5 separate regions of the Mus musculus genome follow, and all the other regions are linked to region 4. Evidence: chromatin loops called from intact Hi-C (ENCODE). Cell type or tissue: gastrocnemius. All regions are shown on one strand. Region 1 has its middle 72 kb from the start of Cpxm2. Region 2 has its middle 9.2 kb from the start of Gm35147. Region 3 has its middle 2.5 kb from the start of Hmx3. Region 4 has its middle 14 kb from the start of Gm35249. Region 5 has its middle 65 kb from the start of Gm34725.

Region 1 (5,000 bases), 330 kb after region 4:
CATGTGTGCACATATGTACATGCCTGTCATGTGTTCACATATGTACATGCCTGTCATGTGTGCACATATGTACACGCCTGTGGAGGCCCAAAGGTTGACTTCTGCTTCTTTCTCAATCACTCCCCACTTTTCTTTTTCTTTTCCTATTTTCATGTGTGTGTGTGGGGGGGGGCAGACAGAGAAAGAGAGACAGAAAGGGTGACACATAAAGATCTGCTGCTGATTCTGTGCTCTTAAGTAATGTTAGACTGTAATTAAGACTGTAAAGGCTCCTGCGACTAGCCAGTTTGGAAAACTGCTGATTTATCTAATATTTAATTAAATAGCATTTTTGTTTTGTTTTGTTTTTCGAGACAGAGTTTCTCTGAGTGAGTCTGGAACTCACTCTGCAGAGCAGGCTGGCCTCGAACTTGGAAATCTGCCTGCCTCTGCCTCCTAAGTGCTGGGATTAAAGGCATGTGCCACCACTGCCCAGCATTAAATAGCATTTTTATAATGTCCAAAACAACTGGCATAAAGAGGCTTGGGAACAGATATAATTGAATTGTGGAGGCTATAAAATCAACTGGAGCATCTTGCAGAATGGCCTAAAACCAGGAGAGCCAAAACGTCCTGAGCATCGTGGTGGGATGTTTCCTGACATGGTAAAAAGCCTGACACTGGAAAGTCCAGATGTGGAGCATCTGTGGTGACAGGGCGAGAACAGTCATGCTACCACTGACTGTCACATGGTAGGCACCAGGTCCCTTGAGAGGGTACCTGTGAGTTTCTCACTGGACTCCCCCTCAACCTTTGGGGCAGGTCCTGTCTGTGCTCTGGTTCCAGTTTGAGGGTCATCAAGCTGAGGTCCTGAGCCTAGGAGAGGCAGAGCGGGGGGCCTTGCGCTTAGGTCTGTTGGCCTAGAGACGGTCCTAACTGCAGATTCTCAAATCAGAGTCTGTGAAAAGATTCCTAAAGAGGCAGGTGGAGCCAGCGAGCCAGCGGACCAAGGCTGGGCTGGGCGGCCACGTAGTTCTAAAGGTAGAGCCCCAGGCAGGTAGTGAGGGCCAAGATCAGTTGGGGTAGCAGCTTTAATGCCATTCACCCACAAAAGCCCAAGGAACAACCCATGGGATCCCTCTTGGCTTTAACCTGGTTCTGTCCTCATGGAAGTGTCACAGTGGTCTTACTGCCTTCCTCTACATGGGCTAAGACGCACTGGGTTGCCACGGCCAGCCAGTTCTTAAGTTGGCTTACGAGCCTTGTGGTCAGCAGTTTGGGTTGCTGTGGGTTCGAATCATGCTGGAGGAATGGGGTTGGGGTTGATTTCTTCCAGGACTGCCCTCCAGTCCACACAGAGGCCATTGAACCTCTCAACAGTGACCATAGCAACTGCTTGTTTCTTCCCACCTCCACATGAGATAATCCAGGGAACTCCTGCCATGAACAGCACAGTCAGCAAAATGGAATTCTGGAAATTTCCTACATGAGCGAGCCAGCAGTTGTTCAAAAGGCAGCGTACAAAGGCTCAGCTTAGGTAAATTTCCTATCCCCGCATCACCCTCTGCTTCCCCTCACTCATGAGCCTCTCTATCTCTACCCACACTCTTGCTCCATAGAGTTGCTTCCTTATTTACCCCAAGGCCAACTTCAAGGGTTATTTGCTTCTTGTACAAGAGCTGGGCCCATCCCCAGACACACAGCAGTGCAGAGCATTTTGAAGAATGGATGCCTAGAAAGAGTCGGACAGTCTCAGTTTCTCCGCTTCTGATTGGGGTGGAATCTAGAGGTTTTCATAGGGGCCTCTGTTGACTTTGGAAACAACCCACTTGCTCCATCCACTAACTCCTACAATGCCTTTGCAAAAGTGTGTGCAAGAGAGGGTGGGAACTGGGAGGAGAAGTGGGCAGTTCTTTCCCTAACACCTTGGGATAGCGCTGCTAGCAACCAGGAAGATCTGAAAGGTAGCCCTGCACTGCTCTCTTGTGGTTTACCTTGGTATTGCATCAGAAAGGCCTTTACTAGTCTTTGAGCAAGTAACCCCACCAAGACAGGAGGGCCACTTTTAAATGTAGGGATCACCTTTGACCTGGGCCAGGATTAACCTCAGTAAAGGGGTATTTGACACATCTGAAATCAGTCATTGGGCAGTAGTTCTGAAGAGATCCAGCAGTAACCGTGGATTCTTCCACATACGACTTGCTCCCAGCAGAGACTTACAGGAAGTCCTGTAGAGCGTGCCAACAGCATCCCCAGGAAAGTGAGGCTGGAAGAAGGTGCACAGATGTTGGCCTGGTCTCTATCCACCACTATCTATCTCTGACCTACACCACAGCCGGGAATGGGCTAGGCTAAGACACCACCCCTGCAAGCATCTTGTAGTGGCCGGAAGCCCCCTCCTCCATCTCCCCTTTACCCAGTCCTTCCACACTCAGACCCACTCCCCTTCCAACCCTTTTTCAGACACCCAATGAGCCAGCCTTCTGCAGCCCTCCATGACTGTAGGCGCCAGAGGAATTGTGCCTCTGCCAGGGAAGGCCTCGTGGCAGCATCAGGTTCCACCTGCAGATCAGCAAGGCTCTCACCCCCTCGCCTCTGTCCTAACCCTCCCTTTTCTGCTTCTCCCAAACGTTCCTTCTGCTCTATATTCATCATCCCTGCTGGATGGATGCCTAGTTCCACGCAACAGCTTCCACACCTCTGACCCCTTAGTCTTTACTCTCAGACTCCTCTCTCCCAGACCTCAGACAGCTCCCGTCCTAAACAGAGTTGGATTCAGCAGGCAGGCCTAGGGAACTGTGACTCCCTCCATGCCACCCCTTCCCCATGCTGTCCCCTTCCACCCATCCCACCCCTTCCATGCTGTGTGGTGCTAATTCACCATCTATCAGGCCTAGTTTGGACACACAAGTCCAGGACTACCATCTTGACAATAGGGTCTCAATCTGTTTTGCAATGACCAGGGGGGCAGGGCAAGGCTGTCCTTCCCTGCCTGTCTGCTTTTGGGTTCATCCTCCCATGACCTTTTGCTGTCCCTTCAGCAGTGACAAGGTTTGCTTGGCCAGACTGGGCTGGAGTGTTGGTTAACGTTCTCATCACTGGCCCGAATGCCTGATGCAAACATCGTAAGAAGGTATGTCCTGGGGTTTGCAGACCCAGAGGTTTTAGTATAGCATGGGAGGGAGGGTGTGGCCAAGAAGAGCGGGTTGCATCCTGGTGAACAGCATGGTCTCTCTCTTCCCTCTGTGCCATTCTACTTGAGCCTTCTATCGGGATTTCAGAGGGCACTGCTCACCTTCAAGGGCATGTCTCCCATCTGCCTTCTCCAGACACTCTCTCACAGACACACAACACACCAGAGGAACACTTTACTAGTCTCCTGGTTACTTCTCTAGTTACTTTATCTAGTTTCCATTCAGGTTGACAATCAAGATTAACCATTACAGGTGGCTTTGGGTTTGGGCTACTCCAGGGCAAAGGAGCTAGAGAAGCCACAACAGTACAGATCTAGGGGAATCCACAGTTTCCACAAGAAGCCAAGCCAAGCCCACCCCAACCAGATCCCAGATCTGTTGCCAGGATATTGGGTGAATACCAGCTGAACTCTAAACACTTTTTAGAAGGTCTAGTTTGTGACCCTGGACTTCAGTCCTTGGGTCTGTCCAGCTGTCCAGGTTCTTCACTTCAGAGATGCGCCTTTGGAGTAGAGGCTGCTCAGGTCAGTGTCTAATGGGAACCTGCATAATATCCACTGAGAAGTGACTCATTGAGGTCGGACCTCAGCAGCCCGAGTGTGCTAAGTGTCCAGAGGACAGGCTGTGCCCATCCTAGTATCCCAGTACTCCAGCCCCCCCCCCAGCACCAAAACACCCCAGCATCCCAGACCTCTAGCCCCACAGCACCCCAGCATCCCAGCATCTCAGCACCCTAGCATCCTAGCACCCTAGCCCCCAGCACCCACCATCTCAGCTCCCCAGCACCCAAGCACCCTAGCCCCCAGCATCCCAGAACTCCAGCCCCACAGCATCCCAGCACTCCAGCCCCCCAGAATCTCAGCCCCCAGCATTCCAGCTCCCAAGCCCCCAGAGCCCCAGCAACCCAGCATCCTAGCATTCCAGCTCCCAGCATCCTAGCACCCTAGCCCTCAGCACCCCAGCACCCACCATCTCAGCTCCCCAGCACCCAAGCACCCTAGCCCCCAGCATCCCAGGCCCCCAGCATCCTAGCACCCCAGAACGCCAGCATTCAAGCCCCCCAGCCCCTCAACCTCCAGCATCCCAGCCCCCCAACATCCCAGCACCCCCAGAATGTCCCCACTGTGGTCAGAATCCTCCTGTGTTCCTGATGACTCTCCTCACTCCCTCCTCCCCATCTGTCAGCCTCTTGGAGTTTTTCTTCCCCCTCCTATCTGCGCAGCCTCTATAAAATCCCATGTGGTTACCTCCCAGGTCACTAAAGCCTGCTATGGGTCTATACCATCGACTGTGCTATCAAAACTATTAAATTTTAAATGATTTGGGGAGGAATTATTTTTAGTTCCCAAACTATAATTTGGTTCATTTTCATATCTGGCTACTATTTTGTTTTCATAGAATATTGTTCTTTCAATATACTTTTATTCCCTTTTATGCATTTAATCTTTTTAAACATTGGGTTTGTAATTTGATCTGGAACATTGCTAGCAAGTGCCAGGGGACCCAGTTACCTCCATAATGTATCTACTTCCTTCCCCTATTTTGAGTTGAAGCGAGGCCTGTAACTTTAAAGAATGCTATGAAAATGGAAGAGAAATCCTGGGGAGGTTGTGAGGTAGAGGAACACGCAGAAAACGCAGAGAGGAGACCATTACTTTGCATGTGCACTGACAACTAATAAATGATAAAGCCGTGCTGGTTGGTTTTGAGTTCTTTTGGCATTTTTCCAAAGGGTGTTCATGTGTGCTCGTGGAGCTGGAATGATCCCCAGGCATAGAGACCATGCTTTCTTTGGAAGTGGGGAGGGACTTACTGTCTTTGTTGGGA
Region 2 (5,000 bases), 77 kb after region 4:
ACGAGTTATGTGATTAAATTGTACTGCCACTCTCCTTCCAGCAGACGTGATGTGTGAGCTTTTTTTCTCTTCATCTAGAAACCCGTTGCATACCTAGAGACTGGAGAGATAGCCAGGAGGGATTGCACAGGTCGTTCATGGACCCATTGACTCATGCACTGGCTATCTTTGCTTGGGTCTGGGTCTCCATCCTGCCTTCAAGGAACTCAGTCTCCTGAGAGAAGGGAGTATTTGTGTCATGCGAAATTAGAGGTGTATGGATTAGCTAATGAATTCATTCAGCGAGTACTTACTGAGCATCTATTATGTGCGTGGAATCAATCTTTAAATTATTCATCTTCCGCATTCACTTAACAGTTTTAGAAGCTAAGAGTCTCTTGTGACATTCTCAGTAAAACCACAGGGTTGTGACCTGGCTCACACTGGGATAAAGGTCATTTACAGGGTGAAGGTTAGATGGAAGCTCTGAGTTATGTCCAAATGTCATACTTTTGAGTGGGAGCTAGGATTCATTCCAGCTTTCTCCACCCCAGCAGCATGCTGGAACACCCTGGGGAGGTTTTATAAGGAACCCAGGCTATGAGCTGGGCCTTACTCCTATAGGTTCTGATTTGATAGACTTGAGCTGGGGAAAGGTAGTGCCTTGGAAGTTTCTCAGGCGGTTGGTATGTGTGACACTGCAGGGGCCACTGGTCTATAGCACTGCCTCTTAGCCTCAGCTACATAGAACCCTCTGCGGGAGATTTGAGAGTTTTGATGTCTAAGGCAGTCCCTATGCTGTGAGTCAGACTGTTACATTTTGGCACCTTGTCACCAGTATATGTGAAATATTTCCAACTGAGCCTGGAGAGATGGATCAGCAATTAAGAGAACATATTGCTTATCAGAAGATCTGGATCTGGTTCCCAGCACCCATATGTTGACTTACAACCATCTGTAACTACAGTTCCAGGGGACCCAGTGTCATCTCCTGGCCTCTGTGGGCACTGCATGCATGCAGTGCATGTACATACATTCAGACAACCATACACATGTATAAAAATAAACCCTCCTTTACAACCAAAATTTTAGAGCAAAAATCCTGCTTCCTGCGGTCCCAATAGCTGACTCTTCTACCTATGGCAATATGCCAATTACAGAGATCACAACAGCCAGAAACAGGGAGGAAGGAGGCTTACTCAGTGTGGCCACATGGGGACAAATATTAAAGGGGTCAACTGATCCCTGACATGAACTGTGGGCTCTTTGTTGGCAGATAGCTGCGAGGAGAGCCGGTCTCTCTGGGTCTGAATGGGATGGTGAGTGGTGTCCCAAGAGGAACCACACCGGGCTGGGAATCTTGTCGAAGCAGGGACTCGATTTAATGTGGCAGCAATTTGCTTATATAGGCAGGGCAAGGAGGTGGGGATAGGGGTATGGGGTGAGATGACGTATGGGGAGGTGTGAGATGATGAAGGATATGGGGTGACTTCACAGGGCCTATGAAAATTTTAGACATTAGTGGTGGCTAGGCAGAGGCAATTTCATCTATGCCATGTTGAGTCATTTTCAAGTGGAGGTGAATGACTGTTCTCGAAAATCAAACTAGGCTCAGGTTTGTCTTCAAGGCCCAAACAGAGGCCAAGTAGGGCCCAACAATGAACCTTGGATATTTGTAGAGCCAGGCAGGCAAGAGGTCCAAAGAATTAAGCATTTCTGGCCGGTGGGATCTGCTTGGTTCTGGTGTCTCAAGGTGGCCTGGAGAAGTCTGTCACTGCTTGGGGCTGAGGTTGGGGCTCTCCACTTGTCATGAGATAATGCCTTCTGCTCCACAGCCCAGCCTTGCCTGCTTTGACAATTGCCCCTGTTTGGGAGGAGTCTGTCTTGCAGGTTCCCCATTGCTTGGTGTTGTTTCAGTTGCCTGCTACAGATGTGCTTTGCAACGAGTCCTTTTGCTCCTGGAATCCAAGGTGACTGGAAAGGACAGGTGAAGGAGGCAAGCAACCGAGCCAAAGAGAGCCAGGATGGGGTTAGCTAGGACAGTGACCAAGATTCCATCACACCACCAAGATTAAGACCCACACCTGTGTTGTGCTCATACGTGGATAGGAGGCTGGCACCACAGAGGCTGTGACATGGCAGCTGGGTTTTGAAGGGTGAACATGAGTTTTCTAGGGTTCCTTTGAAAGAAGAAGGAGTACTTCAGGCTAGGAAACTAGCCTACACAGGGCATGAGCAGGAGGGCATGGAGGATTTTGTATGTAATGTGGCTGGGGCGGAGGCAGAGGGCGCTATAGGAACAGTAACCAATGCTGCCCCTCCCGTGGTTAAAGCTTATGTCCTGCTTTGGTAAGTGGCTGTGGGTTCCAGAGCTTCTTAATTTGCTGATGCTCTGAACCTCCCTATTGGTGATGGATGGCATGGAAGGACAGGGCTGGAGGAAGACAGATCGACATGAGTTTGTTTTTCCAGCCTTTGGGCTAGGACCAAGTCTTCTGGGAGACAAGTAGCTGACCCGAGGAAGCAGTCAGGAGGGCAAAGGCTGCATGGCACCTCTGAGGCACCTCTGAGCTGATGGGTGGCTCAGAAATATGTCCACACAGTCTTTGACACTTCCTAATAAGATGCAGTGTTGATGTCTGCTCCCCTCGGATTTGGGCCAGCTCCTTCAGGACAAACTGCTGCAGAAGCAATAATTGTCAGAGGCTACGCCCTGGGTCAATCAGGACACTCCACTTTGACACTCAAAGAAAGAGAGTTGTGCCCATGTGGCTGCAGGCTGGACAGAGCCAGGCTGCAGGAAGGCCTTATACTCATACCCAGGGGATTCACTAAGGCCCTCACTGACAGCAACAGATTAGATGACTCTAGATGCCAGTTTTGGGGTCCCACCAACTGGGGCCCCTACACTGTGGGGTAGCAATGAGCTGTCCAGCTCTGCCTTGTCTAGATTTCTGGCCTGCAAGATATGATCCATAACTCAGAGAACAGCTGCTCTGGACCTTTTGGTGGAAGTTGAATGTCTATAGGGAAAGTTCCTGGGACAAGTGGTCCAAGGGACTTGATGGCCTCTTAGACACAAGAATGAGGAAGAAAGGGCATGAGAGATGTCCCTATGTGACCAGCTTCTCATTGGATGCTATCTGGAGAGAAGGGATGGAGGGGAACCAGACAGGGACTCAGTCAGATAGGTTCCCTGCTGACTGCTCCCCAGAGAGCCCTGAGCTGCCTTTGACAGTTTATAGCAGTTCCTGCTGAGTGGGGTTCTTGCCTGGTTCTTCTTAGCCTTACTGGGTCCTGGATCTCAGGCCTCTGCCTGGCCACAAACTCCCAGACCTTCTGACATTAGCAGAGGGCATGAAGGCCCTGTTCCCTATTATGTTTTGGTGCTCCTAAGTGATTAGATTCCCTCCCCACAGTAGCCTCCTCCTGTCAGGGTTTAGTTCCTCTGGCTATGAGACCCCAGGGCTGTAGATCTGGCATTAGAGAATTGGGGGTACAGGCTACAAGAGTGATTTGGAACTGCCTGCTGTGCTGTGACCCAGGATCATCTTGTAGGGTGGGGCTTAGGGAGGGTGTATCTGGGCAGGGAGGGACCCTTGAGGAGCCAAGGGTAGCTTGGTTCTGCCATTGTTCCGCCATGTTTCCTTGGGGTTGAGGTCCACAGCTGATGGGCCTCTGATGGCTGGTGTTTAAACGCTAGTTTCAAAGCTTTTCCTGTTGGAAAGTGGTTCAGGGCAGGTAGGAGTGAGGCTCTGGCATGCCCCTGTGTCTGTCAGGAGCAAGGTGTGTCAGGAGCAAGGTGGGTTCTTCAAAGCCCTTTGATACAGGGCCATTTGGAGCCAGTCATGATCCCAAGCCAAGGTACCACCAGCGTTGCTAATGTTATCAAGCGTGTTAGACTAAGAACTTCTTAGATCCTGGGGTAAGCTTGGTGAATGAGGTAGAGTGGGTTCAGGGACGTAGGAGGTGTCTAAATATGTCAACTCTGACCCTGGCTTTATAGGCAGTGCAGTGACAACATCCAGTCACCTGTGTCAAAGCTCCACTTGGCCTATCGGGTATGGGAGTTTTTATGTGTGGAAGGGAGGTGCCTATATCTAAGTGATGTGTGTGTATATATGTCTGTGTCCCTGAGTCTGTGGGTGTCAATATATTTGTGTAAGATGTGACTTGTGTCAGTACATTCAGGGTGTCTGGACGCCAATGAGTCTTCGGTGTCTACGTATATTACAGTCCATGTGTTTCTGAAAGCATTTCTTGCTGTACTGATGACCCTGTGGTCCTGGACAGTAGATGACCTGAGACCATTCCAGTGGCAGGTCCCTGCCATATTCAGCTCTATTATATCTACTACTTAAGTGAGGCACGGACCCCCTGAGGGCTCAGAAACTGACTGATGACTCCCCACTGGTAAGTGCCCAATCTAGGCTCCACATCCAACCACCTAGGCTTGGAGCTTTGGTCTTAGCCATATTTTGAGCCCCAGCAAGCCCAGGATCTAGGAAGTATACTAAATATCTACGCCAGGTCACAGGCAGGGTGCTTGGTCCAGATTTCATCCTGGAATCTTGTCCAAGGGAATGACCCCCACCATGCCTCCTTGTCGCTTATCGAGACCCAACAAGACACTCTATTTAGAGTCAGTAATGCAGCATTGAGAGCCATTCTGGGGATCTGAGCCTCACAGTTGTTCACAGCTATAGGGCTACCTCTGGACTGTTGAGGAGGCTGACTGAAGCTAGCTCTGTAAGCAGCTGCTGGCAGGTCTTCCACAAGCATAAGGAGGAGCCGTTACTCAATGTTGGTCTGGGTCTCTGGGTGCCTTCAGTGTGCATATAGTCCTGCTTAGCCAGCAGGATGCAGGATGCGGGGACTCCTCATCCCAAGATGTCCATGCCACTGAAATGTGCTTCAGGGAGAGTGGGAGATTTATGGCCAAAGTCATTTTAAATGGAATTAGGTGTCTAAATCAAATTTGCTGCTGTTTCTCCCTCTCCCTCTCTCTCTCTCTCTCTCTA
Region 3 (5,000 bases), 1.0 Mb after region 4:
GGAGGGCGGGAGCGGGACAGGCGGGCGGCGGGCGGCGGGGCGAGCAGGCTAGGGGCCGGAAATCAGACCATAAACGGAACTCAACTACGGGGCTCAAAGTCGGGGGCCGCCCCGGGCGCGAATCGAGCCGCGGGAGGGCGGGGTGGGGACCGGGCCGGGGCGGGCTCGCATGGGGGGAGGGGTCCAGAGGGGCGGGGAGCGGACCTGCCTCTGCGCCGAGGGAGCGAGGGGGCCGGTAGGAGCTGCGGCTCCCCGGGAGGAGGCTGCGAGAGCGGTCCCCGGCTTGGGGATGCGTCAATCCGGCGCCGGATGCTAATGATGAAATCAAAATGTCATCCAAGTTAAATGCGGGGAGTATACGGCGATTGGGCGCGTACAATGGCAAATGGGATTAGGCCGGCCAAGGCGCAGCCGAGCCCAGGCCCCGCAGCCGCCTCCTCTACCGCCCCCTCCTCGCCTTCCCTCGGATTTTGGCGCTTTGGCTTCGGGCTATGAGAGCCCGCCTGTTATTGGCTTTATATAGTCCAATTAGGCAGCAAATGAGGACAAACCTATTAGCACAAAAGGATATTGGCTCTCGCTAAAGAGGCACTCTGAGAGCTCCCACCAAGCGGGAGGCGCGCGAGGGACCTCAAGAAGGAGACGCCCCCGGCGGGCCGGAGCGCACGGACCTGCTCCAGTCTGGAGCAAGCACCTCCCTCTACCCCCTGCAGCTCGGCTGCGGGCTGGCTGCTGTCCGGTCTGCCTGAGGGGGAGGGGCAGAGCAGGCTGGCCTGGGTCACCTCCGGGTTATCCGCGCTAGCAGCGGCCGCTCTCCCACCCCTCCCGGCCTGGCAGAGGCCAGCTGCCCCACGCGGCTGGAAAGCCTTGGCCGTGCGGGTCCAGGAAGTAGGGCGCCTCCCCGGCCCCGAAAGAACTCAGTACTTTCTTTCCCCAAACCTGCTAATCAGGGTGCGGCCAAAAAGAGCTTCCCCGCTCTTCGTCTAGTCGAGAGTCTGCCGACTTAGGAATCCGCGTAGCCTTGGCCTTTGGTCCTGAAAATGGATGAGTGATTCTGAATCTTTCAGGAGTAGGAGTTGGGTATGCGACTCTGTGCACGCGCTTCCCCTGTGCAACTGTCGGGGTAGCGGTGTTTCCTCACTGACAACTGTACTCCGAAGGACACCGCTCTTTTCTTGGTGACTGTGTCCGCGGCTCAAAGATCAACTTTAAGCCTGCGATCTGAACACAGCACTTTCCCCCCAAAGGGTGGCATTTGGAACTGCCTAATGCTTTAATATAGGCGCCAAGAACCGAAGGCGCAGAAGAGTACCTTTCTCGTTTGTGACCCTGGCAACGACACCTGCAGCATGTCCCAAGGGCCTCCAAGTCCCTGGAGAATCTCGGCGGGCCTCTGAGGAATAGCTGGACTCATTCGACCTTAACAGCTCCCTGGGTCAAGCAGGAAGCCGGAGAGACAATCAGTTCAATTCTAGATTTCCATGGGGTCCTTTCCCCTGGTGATAGTTCCTTGGCCCGAGAAAGATGACAATTTGTTCTCAGCCTGGATGAAAATCCCTTCACACCTGAACTTCCTCCGCCTCAGCCCGTTCTTTATCTTTCGGTTGAGTCTTGCCTAATTCAAGCTCCTCTTGCTTACCTAGCGCAGCCTGGACAGTTTTGGGTCCCCAAATGAGAAGTAGGTTTATTTTATTTTTCAGACCTAAGGCACCAGAACCGCCTCTACCAAGTCTTGAAGGTCGTATTTAAAGTTTTGACATCCACCCTCGGTAACGAACCCTACTATTGCCTTGTAAGTAGCGCTTCTATAAATGGTTACTATTATTCCTTTGATTTCGTATAAGGCTTTACTGGAATGCACAGGGGCGCATCATCTAAAATCCGAGTTGGAGCCAATCACAGCTCCGAGGCTCAAGCAGGGTTGGTAATACGCTCAGATTTTATAGAGAAAAGGTGTCCAGAGAGGAGGCTGTACCTAAGACGCCCAAACAGTGTGGGACAAGCAGCGGCCACCCCCACCCACCCACCCAAAGCAGAAATCGTTCTTCTTGAATAGACGACATCGGTTCGGAGCTCACTGCTTGCGCACAGCAAACCTGGCGGCCCACTAGGCTGAGGAGGCTCCCAAGGGTATGTGCGGGTCTGGTGAGGGAGAAGCTGCAGACGTGTGCACGCTTGCTAAAGTTCTGATGTACAAGGACTCTTTTAAATTAGGGAAAGAGGAAACACTTTCCACTTCTCGGAAAGGTGGTCGTTGTGAGTCAGTGCTACCTTACTCTCTGCCTACCCAGAGAGGCCGTGTGTTCAATCACTGTGTCTCAAAACAAAACAAAAACAAACAAACAAACACACCAAAACCAAAACCCGCAACAAACCCATCTATGAGTCCGTAGACCTGAAAGACATATCTGTCCCAGGAAGACAGGCGTGAAAGACATTCGGTCCACGGCTTCTGGCCGATCTCAGTTCTAGGACTAGACCCAGAAGTGTGGACCCAAGAAGAGTTAAGAGGCAGCTTACTTGGGCCGATCCAGCATGTATCTTTCCTAATGTGAGCATGTGTGTGTGTGTGTGTGTGTGTGTGTGTGTGTGTGTATTCACTAGAGGAAAGGGTCTCTTTACTGGGTGTCAGCATCTCCAGCTGGACGTCAACATCAGGAAGCACTGACTTGAGCTTTCCTTTCTGGTTCGAAAAAGCTCGGGTGCCTGGATAGCAATTTACTTGTTCTCCAGAAAGTCTTGTTCCCTCCACTTGCCAGCACCGTGCTGCCTTAAAAGCCAGGCAAACAGCGCCCTCTATGGGGCATCCTCGAGCCTACAGAAGTACCTGAAGAAAACACAGAATCTATGCTAAGAATTTAAAAGCCTAGGCCCTAATATTCCCTACCACCCTTAGAAAACAGCACTTAAAAAAAACAAAAAACAAAAAAACTGAGTTATGAGAGAAACCAAGGGACGTCTCCTGCAGATTCCCGCAGGTCTAGCCACCTTTGGAAGAGTTCTCTCCTGCTTTTCACTCTTCTGGCTTTCTGTCTCCCTTTAAGGCAGGTTTTAGTTTTCTCCTTGCAGCCTTTTCTTTTCATGTGGAGCCTGACCGCAGTTGCTGGAGCTTCAGGATGCTGCTGTATGAGACGAGGAGTTGCCTTATTTATCTTTTGAGAACTCAGTGCACACTTGGCCAGTGAGTAGGCGTTTCAGTAAAGGTTTGTGTTAATGCCTCAATTCTTGACTTAGGTGATGGGTGGGCGAGTACATGGATGAACAGATAGGTGCGTGGGTGGATGGGTGGGTGGGTGGGTGGAGTCACAATTCACACTGCAAAGGATTGGTCTGCTTGACAAGAGTACTTCAGACACCCTGGCAACTTCCTCCCAAACACTCCAGCTAACACAGTTTTTGAAGTGTTTAATGAAAATCTAGCTTGTTTGGGGTTTTGGCATAGGATCTTGGTCTGTAGCCCAGGCTTACCCAGAAGTCAGTATGTAGCCTCCCCAATGCTGGAACTACAGGTATGAGCAACCACACTCAGATAATCTGAGGTCTTTGATTACATATTTTTACAAAAAACTAAAGGCTTTTCCAGGAACACGACTGCTGAAGAGTGCCTCACAGATTTTCAGCACGCAGGCTGTGCACAGTCAGATCTTCACACTGCTGTATCTTGGGACAAGTATCCAAGAGGGCAAAGGGGGCCTGGAGAATACTAGTGATCAACACCAAACGTCTACCCAAAGAATGGGCCTCGGCAAAAGCATGCTTAGAATTGTGTCCTACACCTGCCACGCGCAAAAGTCTTATGTGCATTTGCACACACTCAAGTTGCTAAGCAGATTGTTCCCCAAGAAAGGGGAGTGTACACATGTTCTCTAGGACTTTACCCAAGGCAGGGGGCTTCCTTCTGCAGCCAGAGTGGATGAGTCCTCCCCAGATGTAGTGTACAGACTTACAGAAAGGGTAGGGACCAGCTAAGCGTTTAGCCAAAGTTGCAAGATCCATGCTGGAGGCCTTCACAACTAATAGCTAGGGTTTGTCCTGTTCCTGGTGCTTAGATTTGCCATCCAACACTCCTGAGTTACAGGTTTTTGATTTGTAGGTAAAATGGACAAAAGCCTAGAGCTGCGATTCCCAGGAAAACTCTGACCCTGTCTCCCAGGAAGTTCCTGCTCATCTTTCCTCGGGCTACTTAGAATACTACCAAAGACCCCTGCTTTGGCTAATGAGTGTGACTTTGAGGAATGTATAGCTCTTAGGGAGTGACTGCAGCCACGTAGTCCTTGATGACATAAATATCTTGATATATGTACTAAACTCCTTAGAGTGGCCAAATTACTAACCCTTCTCTGAGAATAAGGGAACTCACTGTGCAGAGCTAATTTTAGGCATCAGTCACTGGTTGAGTCCTCACTGCACACTGGCCACTATCCCAGGGAGAGGTGGGCGGTACTTGAAAGTGAAGAAACTGAGGCACAAGATTATACAACAAAAGGAAGTAGATCTTACCCGAGGACCCAGCCTCCTAACATTGCTATGAAGACACTTGGGGACACATGCAGTGACTGCTGGTTATGCTTATGGTAAATTCTTATCCACTCTACTCTTGGAAAATATTGACTGATTGGTTGACTGACTGACTGACTGATTGATTGATTTGTTGGTGGTTTATTTCGAGACAGGGGCTTACTGGGTCATTCTGGTTGGCCTGAAATGAGATTTCACAGAGTTCCAACTTGCCTCTGCCTCCCACGTGCTAAGATTAAAGATGACCCCACAGACCAAAAAAATCTGTTCTTGTTGGTTTCTCTGACAAAGCTAGGTTAGCTAATCCTGGTAGGCTGCCTACATCCTCTCCATCTTCCTACTTCTGGTGTCTTCAAATGTTTCCTTCTAAAACAGGAGTCTCCCACACACAGTTATGCACAGGTTGCTCTGTCCTAAGAGTTCTTTTCTTACTTTTTAAGATTTATTTTATTTTTGTGTGTATGAGTGCTTTGCTGGTATAT
Region 4 (5,000 bases):
TTATTGGAAAAAATGTTTATGAAGTTCTGCTTGGCTGGCCCCGAGGATTGGCACTGGTTCAGAGAAACTGCTTTTATCAAGCAGTCTGTGCTAGGCACTGTTCCAAATATGTTAATGTTTGTCACAGGTGCGGTTACCTCCAATTACAGATGGGGAAAGCAAGGTTTTGGAAAGGATATTTGCCTGACTCACTTAAATAGGTAGCAGTAATGCCCAGGGCAGGCAGGACTAGGCTCTGAGGAGGCAAGGGCATTCTAGGTGTCCCTGGGGCTGGAGGTTGGCACTACCACCCCTTTGTTTCCGGAGCATGGCTGAGATGCCCCTCGTGTATGTAAAAGCATTTCAATTCATTTCTAGTTTGGGGAAGAGATTCTTTAAAATGCCAGTGGGAGCCATTGTGGTGAATAATAAATACACAATAGCAACTTACTCCTGTGAGGAAAAACTCAAGTCATGCTAGGACTTCTTCCATGGTTCCATGAGTGTAGAGTAGCTTGCTTCAGAGCTTTATTAGCTTCCTACCTCAACCTTTATTTTTATTAACTTGCAAAGGATGCTCACCCCTTTGCATCAACCTGTTCCTTTTTTTCTTTTTTCTTTTCTTTTCTTTTCTTTTCTTTTCTTTTTTTTTTCTTTTTTTTTTTTTTTTTGTTTTTTTCGAGACAGGGTTTCTCTGTGTAGTCCTGGCTGTCCTGGAACTCACTATGTAGACCAGGCTGGCCTCGAACTCAGAAATCCACCTGCCTCTGCCTCTCAAGTGCTGGGATTAAAGGCGTGCGCCACCACACCTGGCTCAACCTGTTCCTTTTAAATGTTCATGAAACATCTGGTCTTTATAAGTTGCATCAGGGTGGGTAAGGATAAGACCTTAGGTGGAGGGCAACATAAGGGGAAAAGGGTTTCCCAGAAGAAACCAAGCAAGATTAAGAGAGCAGGTGTATAAAAGAGATCACAAGTGTGTGTGTGTGTGTGTGTGTGTGTGTGTATGTGTGCGTGCACGCACACATGCCTCTGTATGCACATGTGTGTGCACAGTTGCATGCAGGAGTTTCCAGACCATGACAGATAGAGAGCCTGCAATGGAAGTCCATGTAGCTGTGTCATGCTCTTCTGGTGTCTTTCATGAGAGGAGCTCTGAGACTCCTCTCATGGGGATGTGGACACCTTTTTATGGTCTGCTCTTAATGCAGGTAAGGGGTTTTCACCCTCCCTGTGCTTGGGTGGACACCAGCCATGCTTATCCTAAGAAAAGTTATTTTTATTTTATATGTATATGTGCGTATGCCTGAGCGTATGTTTATGCACCACATGCGTGTCGGTACTTCAGGAGGCAAATAGAGGGTGTTGGGTCTTCCTGGAGTAACAGGAGATTGTGAGTTGCCCTCTGTGTGTGCTGGGAACTGAACCCAGGTTTTTTGCAGAGTAGCATGCCCTAAACGCTGTAGTTTTACAGTGTCATTATCTGAACCCTAAGAGCAGAACTTGGGTTAAAGTGGTTCAGCCTAAGCACTGACAGTTTGTCCTAGATGACAGCTTGTCCTAGATGACAGCTCGTCATATAAACTGGCGACATCACACTTGGAAACCTGCTGATCACGGTAGGATCCCCCCAGGCTAGCAGGTGGTAGGTGAGGGGTTACTAATATAACAGCCCCTAATCTGGTTTGCCTTAACTACTAATTTATGGTTCCTGGGTTCTAAGCCTTGTATTTTATAGTAACACAATGGAACTGACTTCAAGATGTGTATGCACACAGTGCATAAACTCCCAAGTTTTTCCTAGAGAACACTGTGGCAGCCCTGTCTGTGTGCCCCAGGTTTGTTCTTTTGGAGTGTACAGGCCCAGACAGAACTTGTGAGCATGAGGGCACACAGCTGTGGTAAGGAGCCTGCCCGGGTGCCTTGATGACTATGAATATCGAGGCCAGCTTCAGTTTTGTTTTGAGCTAGGCTGACCTCAGGCCAGCTCACTCTTGTCTATTCTTTATGAAAGCAGGCGAATTAGGCCCACTTTCCTTCGCTCACGCTGCCCACTGTTTTTTAAAGTGGAGTCGGATGCCCTATGAGTCTGAGCTCTTAGTTAATGGGAACCACGGCCAGCTGGTCCCTACACACCTTATGAACCCACAAAGGAGCCAGACTGAGACCCTGGTAGGTTTCTTGGAGGAACCTGCCAGAAAACACCCACCATCTTCAGTGACATTTCCACTTCCCATCTTGGGTTTTTAGATTCCCTTGATGACTTAGTCTCCTTTGAAGTCAGTTTTCCCGGGGGGAAAAATGGTCCGTTTCTGCGGAGAGGGACCTTCGAGTTCTGTAGAGTAGTTAGGGATGTCTTGAGTCAGACTTAGAGCTAAGCACTGGTAGAGGAGGCCGAAGACGTATTTGGACAGCAGGGGGCACTGCCGGCAAAGCATTGCTCAGGTTTCAGCCGCGACGCGCGTGCGCGCAGGCCAGGGAATCAGCACTGAGACCAGGAGCCAATGGGTGCAGGGGATGGGGTGGTGTTTCAGGGGTGGTGTTAAACTGTTTTCTTCCAGGGCTCGCTGTCCTTTGCTGTTCCTTGGTTGCAAATCTTCTTGGCTGCAGACTTCTGTACTTTCATAAAACTTGGTTGTTAGTGTGCAGACTGAACGCACACTTTGAAAACAGTTGAAAAAAATGCAGAAACAATTCCCTCTGCGGCGCCGTGACTGTTCAGGTCTGGGTTCTCCCTTATGTGCTCTGGGTCCCCGGTCTTTTGACTGGTTAAGGGGTGTGAATCATGTTCACCCACTTGTCGCCCAGTGCACCTTATCGGTGCCCATCCTCTTGCCCCGTTCAGAAGACCTGGTAACCTAGCCCGGGCCACTTCCCTGGGGGCGACTATCACCTGTGCATTCTCTAGGAGGGAATAGAGGGCGCCCTAAGCCTATGGAAAGGGCTTGCAGCGTGGAAAATGAAGGCTAGGGCTAATGGTGTGAGTGGTAGGAAGGTGCTCTTTGGTTGCACTTGGTTTTCTTGCACTTTGTCTCTGCCACCTCACTGTGGCCTCCCTCTGTATGTGGCTCAGTCGACAGCTGTCTATCTACCATTACATGGTGATGACCTAGACAGCCAGGACTGGGAGGCCCTGGGTGTGTGAGCGCTGAAGGAGAAAAGAAATACCTTTTCTCATCCACCCTGTGGTCATGGCTGAGGCCTCTGCAACAAAATGATTAACAAAGAGAAAAGCATACACATTTATCTAATAGAAATTTTATGACGCCTAGGAGCCTTTAAAGGAAATGAAGAATGGAAGAAATGGTAAACCTCTGCATTTGTTTTTTTTTTTTTTTTTTTAAGCTGTGGTTTTATCCTGTGAGAACAAAACAGACTGTGACTGGATAGAAGTATGTGATCTAATGTTGATAAACTGGGGGCCTTATGAGGTCTGCTTGTTCAGAGTCTTTTGTGTCCTTGATGTCAGTGTCAGGGACTTTACTTCTCATTAGGGGACACTCCTCAAGTTCTCATGGACTCCTGCACGTGGAGAAGAGTCCTGGCGGGAGTTCTGAGGAGGGGCTCTTTCCCTTCCTGGCAGGAGCGAGATGGGAGAGGGTTGCTTCTGAGGCAGGAGGAGACTGGTCATCAGCTTTGGACATGCCAGGCAAACTCTGGAGCCTTAATCTCTTCCTTTAAAAAAATGGGGCAGCAGGCTCCTCCAGGGAACGGAGGACACATCGAGGAGCGTGGCTTCAGTTGAACCTGCTGGAGGCCTGGGTTCTAATCCCAGGTGTCCTGCTCGGGGCTGCTGCTCCTGCCCCCTGGTCTCCTTCTGATGAGGGTTGAGTGGCAGAGTATGTTACCTCTCAAAGAGGATCAGATCACATCATTTCTGCAGCAGCCCCCAAAGCCAGTCTGGAGGAGGAGCCAGGCTGTGAAAGGCAGTCAGCTCTGACCAGAGGAGCCGAGGCCTGACCTCCATGGAGCGGGTACTCTGACAGCATCTGTGCTGTGGAATTCAGCTCTTATGTCCCAGGCTTGTGACCCAGGACTCCTGTCTCCAGCCCGAGTGGCCCTGTGTGGTTCTGTGTGTGGCTGTGTGGTGGGGCGGGGACATGGTCCCTTACTCTCACTTGTTTGAGTCCCAGCTCACTTCAAGAGACTGTTCTTTTGGCATAGTGATGGTACTATTCCAGGTGGAGAGAGGTTCTGCCTTCCTCTCTGGAGGAAACTTAGCCTCAGTGGGTATCTAAGAGATGGGGGTAGGTGTAGAAGTTAGGTCCAGTTCTCGTTGCCCTCCCCAGCCCCATGCTCCCGGAAATACAACACAGACTCAAAATATATTTACAAATACCTTGGCCATAAAGCTAGGCTCTTCTCTGACTAGAATTATACTTAAGATAATCCATTTATTTTAATGTACATTCTGCCATGAGTCTGGTTTCATTGTTTAGGTACCATGCATTCATCTTCTCACATCTTTCCGGGCAGATCATCCATGCCTGGTTCTATCCCAGAATTCTTCCTCCTCCCAGATGTTCCACCTTCTACTTCCTGCCTTGCTGGAGTCTAGCCCAGCATGAAAGGGTCCCAAGGAAAGGCAGTGATGGGGTATGGAGTCAGCAGTGAGGCCAAAGTTTATTTATCTTTGCCAATCTTCTGTCTACAACTCTTTGCAATTCAAAGGCCAAAACCCAATGGCTTCTGGTAATAAACTCCTTCCGTTAGCATCAGGGGATTAGGAAAAAAAAAGCTTGCCAGATCAAGGGGCCTCTCTTCCCAATGATGGCCGACTAGGCCATCTTCTGCTACATATGCAGCTAGAGACATGAGCTCTGGGGGGTACTGGTTAGTTCGTATTGTTGTTCCACCTTTAGGGTTGCAGACCCCTTCAGCTCCTTGGGTACTTTCTCTAGCTCCTCCATCGGGGGCCCTGTGTTCCATCCAATAGATGACTGTGAGCATCCACTTCTTTGTTTGCAGGCACTGGCATAGCCTCACAAGAGACAGCTATATCAGGGTCCTTTCAGCAAAAT
Region 5 (5,000 bases), 650 kb after region 4:
AGCTGAACTGGTGAGCTACAAGTCACTCAACAGAATCAAGAATCACCTTAGAGATAAGCTTCTGGACATGTCTAAGAGGGAGTTTCCAGAAAAGTTAACAGAAGTGGGAGGAGCCATTCTAACTGTGCAGCACCATTCCATGGGCTGGGGTCCCAGTCTGAATAAAAAGTAGAAAGCAAGCTGAGTACCAGCATTCATCTCTCTGAGATGCCTGACTGTGGAGTCAGAGTGACCATCTGCCTCACAGTCAAACCACCATGCTTTTCCCCACCGTGATGAACTGACTGTACCATCAAACTGCGAGCCAAAATAAACCCTTGTCATAGTCAAGTTTCTATTGCTGTGATAAAATGCTGTGACCAAAAGCAGCTTGGAGAAGGAAGAGTTAATTTTATCAAAGAGTTCTCACTATGTCATATTCTATCACTGAAGCCTAGACAGGAACTCAAAGCAGGAACCCAGGAACTGAAGCTGAAGTCACGGAGGAGTGCTACCTACTGGCTTGCTCCCCATGGCTTGCTCAGCTTGCTTTCTTATGCATCTCAAGACTACCAGCCCAGAAGTGGTACCACCCACACAGACTTTCCCACAGACCAGTCTGGTGGGGCCTTTCCTCACTTAGGAATCCTTCTTACCAAATGAATCTAATATGTACTTCTTTTAAGTGGAAAGAGCAAGGGGAACATTTAAAGCACAGCACAATCTTCCCCTCAATTCTCTTACATTCTAGACCAAGCCATAGTATAGCAACTGTACTAGGTCCTTGGCTCTCTAAGCTTCCCACAGGCAGTGGCTGGGACCACCCATAGTAGGCATTTGATGACTTTGAAGGAAGGACATGCCTCCAGGTCCATATATTAGAGCCCTGTTGAGGGTTCTTGTAACAGTCTTCTATTTAGCTTTTGTCAACTTGTCACAAACTAGTCACTTACAAAGAGGGAACCTCAGCTGAGGAATTGCCTCCATCAGACATGGACATGTCTGTAGATCATTTTCTTGATTAATGGTTGATATGAGATGGTCCAACCCACTGTGGGTAGTGTCATCCCTGGGACACTTTATGGAATGCTAGTCCTGCTCTGTTCCCTGCAGTTCCCCCAGGGCCTATTGCCTTACTGGAGCCAGCTATAATCTTTCTAAGAATATCCACGGTAAAACAAACAAATCCTGCATCCCTGAGGGAAAGGCACACATAGCAAGGTGTGTAAGTTAGGCCATGAGGCACATGGCACACAGCCTTACTTCACTCACTCAACTCACCAGACCCCAGGGACCCGAAAGATTCTCATGCAAAGCTTGGGGGGCAGGAAAGCACAGCTTTCCACCCTGCCATGCTGTGGTCCTTACTGGAACCTGAGTGGGTGGCAACTAGGAGCCCATACGTACCAGGGTCTAGAGCTGGGAAGGAAGGAGGCATTGTGGGAGCTGAGCTCTTCCTCTAAATGAGATCTTGCCCTTCTCAGGGCTGGACCCCAGATGGAACCAAAGTTCTAGGAATGGCCTAGAGCAGAGCAAATGCCTGCCAGGAACATCTTCAGGCATACATCCACCTCATGTTAGGCCCAGTCAGCTTATTGGGGGGGACAGGCATGAGAGGGTGAGTATGTTACCTAATACTCATCCCCATTTGCCCAAATGGGAGGTCCTCAGCCCAGCCCAAAGCATGATGGGTAGCTGTAGGAGCCCAGGGTCTATCACCATGACAAAGCTGTCCAGCTTAGCTGAGAAGCAGGAAGGCATTTGGCCTACCAGAGGCAATGCAGAGCTATGCTTGCAAGGAGGAGGAAGAGGGACGTGATCTCCCTAAGGGCACAGCTCTGGTGACAAACTTGAGAGGAGCAGCTCCAGCCATAGACCATTCTCCTAAACAGGGACTCCTTCTTGCAAAAGGCAGCCAACTCCTTTTGTGTGTCAAAAAAGAAGACTTCTACCAGATTGCTAAAAATGAGCAGCAGATAAAAATACAGTTCTGGTCCCTGGAGCCACGCATCCTGGCCAGGCTGCAAACAGCCTGCTTTTCTTTCTTTCTTTTTTTTTTAGGCTGAGACACTTCTCAAGCCCAAACTTGATATTCTCCACAAGGCCCAGTCTGCCCCCAAGTGGTGAATCTCTTGTAAAGACGCTCCACTGCCAACTTCCTCAGAAAGCCTGAGGAGTTTTTGTCAGAGGCCCTGAAGGGCTTTGAAAGTGAATGTTGGTTGGCTTTTCTCATTTCACAGACTTCTTGGTGTAATGTCTGAAGATGAAATGTTACTTCTCTCCCTCAGACGCAGTTGTGTTTGTCTAACATTTCTTGATGTTTCTTTTGTTCAGAAAATCAGGATGCCTCACCTTAGCAGACAGAAAAGATTTTAAACCCTAGAGACTATATATGTGTGTGTGTGTGTGTGTGTGTGTGTGTGTGTGTGTGTGTGTGTGTGTATGTATGCCCCACGCTGACTCATGCTCGCCCTTCAGTGGGGTTTTGGGGTAGCGAGGGTCTCTGTACCCAAAGTAGCAGTCTAATATAGGGTTAAGAGAACCAAATGCCTGCGTTGGAATTATCCCTAATGCCTCTCACTAGGCGCATGACCTTGGAGATATAATTTCAACTCTCTGCTAAGTATAGATGCAGTCTAAGTGTGAACTCAGAGGCTTGTGTTGGAAGTTTGGTCTCCATTGAAGTGCCACTAAGAGGCAATGGAACCTTCCTGAGGTAGGGTCTGGAGTCTGGGGAATTCATCTCCCCTTAGAGATAACTAAGAGGGTTTGTAGTTCCACTGACATCCCAAAGTCCTCTGAGGTTCTGCACTAGTTACATTTCTTAATGTTGTGACCAAACACCTGAGAAGATGCCACTTAAGGTAGAGAGACTTACGTGGCTCATAGATTCACAGCAGGGATGGCGTAGCAGCTGGCTCCTGCGTTCCACACTGGTAGGAACTTGTGGCATGGTTTCTAACATCTCCACAGACTATGCAGCAGAAGCAGAAACTGGAGCTGGAAGCTGAGCCTGACTGTAAACCTGAATACATACCTCATTCCCCCTGAGACATTTTCTCCGGTAAGGCCCTACCTCCTAAAGACCCCACAACCTTCCCAAATGGCACCATCTGCCAGGGTTGAGTGTTCAAACACAAGCCTGTGGTGGGCATTCACAGCTCCCCTTTTACTTTCCCACTGTAGGGTTCTCACTCAGAGCTGAAGCAAAAGTGAGCCAGCACCACACCCCTGACTAAATAAACCTCTTTTCTTAGGCATGACACAGCTTTGGGTATTTCAGTATAGTAAAAGAAAACAGACCACCACACCCACTTTCTTTGTCCATAACATGATCAGATTTATGTTTGGAGTTTCTTGAGTGTTTGGTGAGTTAATGACCATCAGGGACTGTGGCCAATGTTTGATACGTGGTGTGAACTACAGGATCACCAAGGACATGACATCAGGTACATTGCTGTCCTCACTTCTGCTGCTATTGCTGCTCTTCAAGCTAGGCTAGCCTAGAGCTAACTGCACAGGTAAGGAGTGTGACAAATATTGGTCCCATGTAGTTATCAGGTCCAAAGCCCTTCCCACCTGGGAGCTGGCTTGTTTCTAGAACCATCCATGTACAGATTCTGAAGCCAGGCAACCTCAACCAGGACAGGAACCCTGATGGGGGTCTCAGAGAAGCAGGATCAAAGAGGGCAGGGTTGTTCCAGAGTTCTTCAGCAGGGACAGCAGCTAGCCAGGCAGTGAGAACAAGCAAGGCATCTCCGTTGAGACGACCTTGTTGGGTCTTGGCTGTCAGCCCCTCTCTGCTCTTTCCTGATTTGCTCCATCTCTGTCATCCTTGGCATTTGCCCCAAAAAGTTTCAGCTGGTCAGAGCCAGTTCTGTTTGCCCCTTCCCAAGGATCCTGACTGGCATAAGAAGACAGCCCCAGAGAGAATGTATGGCTTGCTCAGAGTCACACAGGAATTGTGTGGCAGAGCCCAGCTCCTCTACCTTGGGTTGTCCACTCTGGTCCTGCACCTGGAGAAAGGAGACGTGCTGCATCATAGGCAAACTCAAGGACATCAGGTGTAAGGACAGCCACAAATCCAAGCGGCTGTGGGACTACGACCTGAAACTAGGACAATAACATTCATGGTTGATGGTTCAAGGGCTCCCCTCAGTGGTCATCTTGCTGACAGCCGAGGTCCTGGAGGACTTTCTAGCTGGTTTCACAGAACTCCCTGTAAGGAGAAGCAGAAGGCACTGTACCATGGCCTCTGACTTCTGGATAAGGTGGCTTCACTGTTTCTCAAGCCTCTTTGCACTCTAACCCTTTGTAGTCATTTTCTAAAATAGATAGATAGATAGATAGATAGATAGATAGATAGATAGATAGATAGATGATAGACAAATGATGTAGAGGAAGAAGATAGATAGGCAGGTAGAGATAGATAAATCACATATAGATGATAGATAGATAGATAGATAGATAGATAGATAGATGATAGATAGATAGATAGATAGATAGATAGATAGATGGTAGAATTTGTGTGTGTGTGTGTGTGGGGAGAGAGAGAGAGAGAGAGAGAGAGAGAGAGAGAGAGAGAGAGAGAGAGAGAGAGACTTAGTGTTTGGTGTGCAATATATAATCTGAGAATTAATATCAATAATAAATTAAAAATAAAGAACCCGTGTTTGTCTAAGGAGGGCTAAGGGAGGAGGGCTAAGGTAAGTGGTACTGCTTTGTAAGTTGTTGCCAACAAAATCACCAAAACTTGTGAGTTTATTTTTATACAAAAATTTCTGAAAAAAAAAATTCTGGTATTGTGGAAAAGCACAAACATGGTTATGTTTCTGACATACCATGGTCATGACACTATGGGATTAAAGGATTAGTGAGACAGTGGGACAGTAGAGAGAAGATGAGCCTAGGAGTATATCATGGGGAAATGCCACATCCACTCCAATAGTGACCCGTGTGACAGAGCCAAAAGCCTGGACACAGTCCCGAGGCGAAAAGTTCACGGAAACAGTCGCCAGGAA

Evidence for each region. Hi-C counts contacts between places; a loop is a spot of excess contacts. Peaks named below come from ENCODE experiments on the same cell type or tissue, not always from the same donor. Only the 100,000 strongest peaks of a DNase experiment are listed, where the experiment ranks them.
Region 1: it touches region 4 in a loop (9-fold over the local background); 40 of 42 quality-filtered maps call a loop at or near these places.
Region 2: a loop joins it to region 4, with 5 times the contacts of the local background. A loop is called at or near these places in 16 of 42 quality-filtered maps.
Region 3: a loop joins it to region 4, with 4 times the contacts of the local background. A loop is called at or near these places in 8 of 42 quality-filtered maps.
Region 5: it touches region 4 in a loop (9-fold over the local background); 20 of 42 quality-filtered maps call a loop at or near these places.

Annotation. Positions count from the first base shown.
Region 1 is chr7:132,223,843-132,228,842 of GRCm38, reverse strand. No RefSeq gene overlaps it. Among named protein-coding and RNA genes, the nearest start is that of Cpxm2, 72 kb to the right of the region's middle. In gastrocnemius, a CTCF peak has its summit at 1,971 (motif pointing left); DNase peaks (open chromatin) are centred at 1,961 and 2,262.
Region 2 is chr7:132,472,542-132,477,541 of GRCm38, reverse strand. No RefSeq gene overlaps it. Among named protein-coding and RNA genes, the nearest start is that of Gm35147, 9.2 kb to the right of the region's middle. In gastrocnemius, a CTCF peak has its summit at 2,263; a DNase peak (open chromatin) is centred at 2,270.
Region 3 is chr7:131,537,939-131,542,938 of GRCm38, reverse strand. It overlaps a transcript of Hmx3 not described here. Among named protein-coding and RNA genes, the nearest start is that of Hmx3, 2.5 kb to the left of the region's middle. In gastrocnemius, a CTCF peak has its summit at 2,806; DNase peaks (open chromatin) are centred at 682, 1,387, 2,083, 2,786 and 2 more places; H3K4me3 peaks cover 931 bases.
Region 4 is chr7:132,549,373-132,554,372 of GRCm38, reverse strand. No RefSeq gene overlaps it. Among named protein-coding and RNA genes, the nearest start is that of Gm35249, 14 kb to the right of the region's middle. In gastrocnemius, CTCF peaks have their summits at 2,376 (motif pointing right) and 2,913; DNase peaks (open chromatin) are centred at 104, 2,428 and 2,866; H3K4me3 peaks cover 661 bases; H3K27ac peaks cover 664 bases.
Region 5 is chr7:131,896,605-131,901,604 of GRCm38, reverse strand. No RefSeq gene overlaps it. Among named protein-coding and RNA genes, the nearest start is that of Gm34725, 65 kb to the left of the region's middle. In gastrocnemius, CTCF peaks have their summits at 2,110 (motif pointing left) and 4,132; DNase peaks (open chromatin) are centred at 1,742, 2,089, 3,810 and 4,119; H3K27ac peaks cover 644 bases.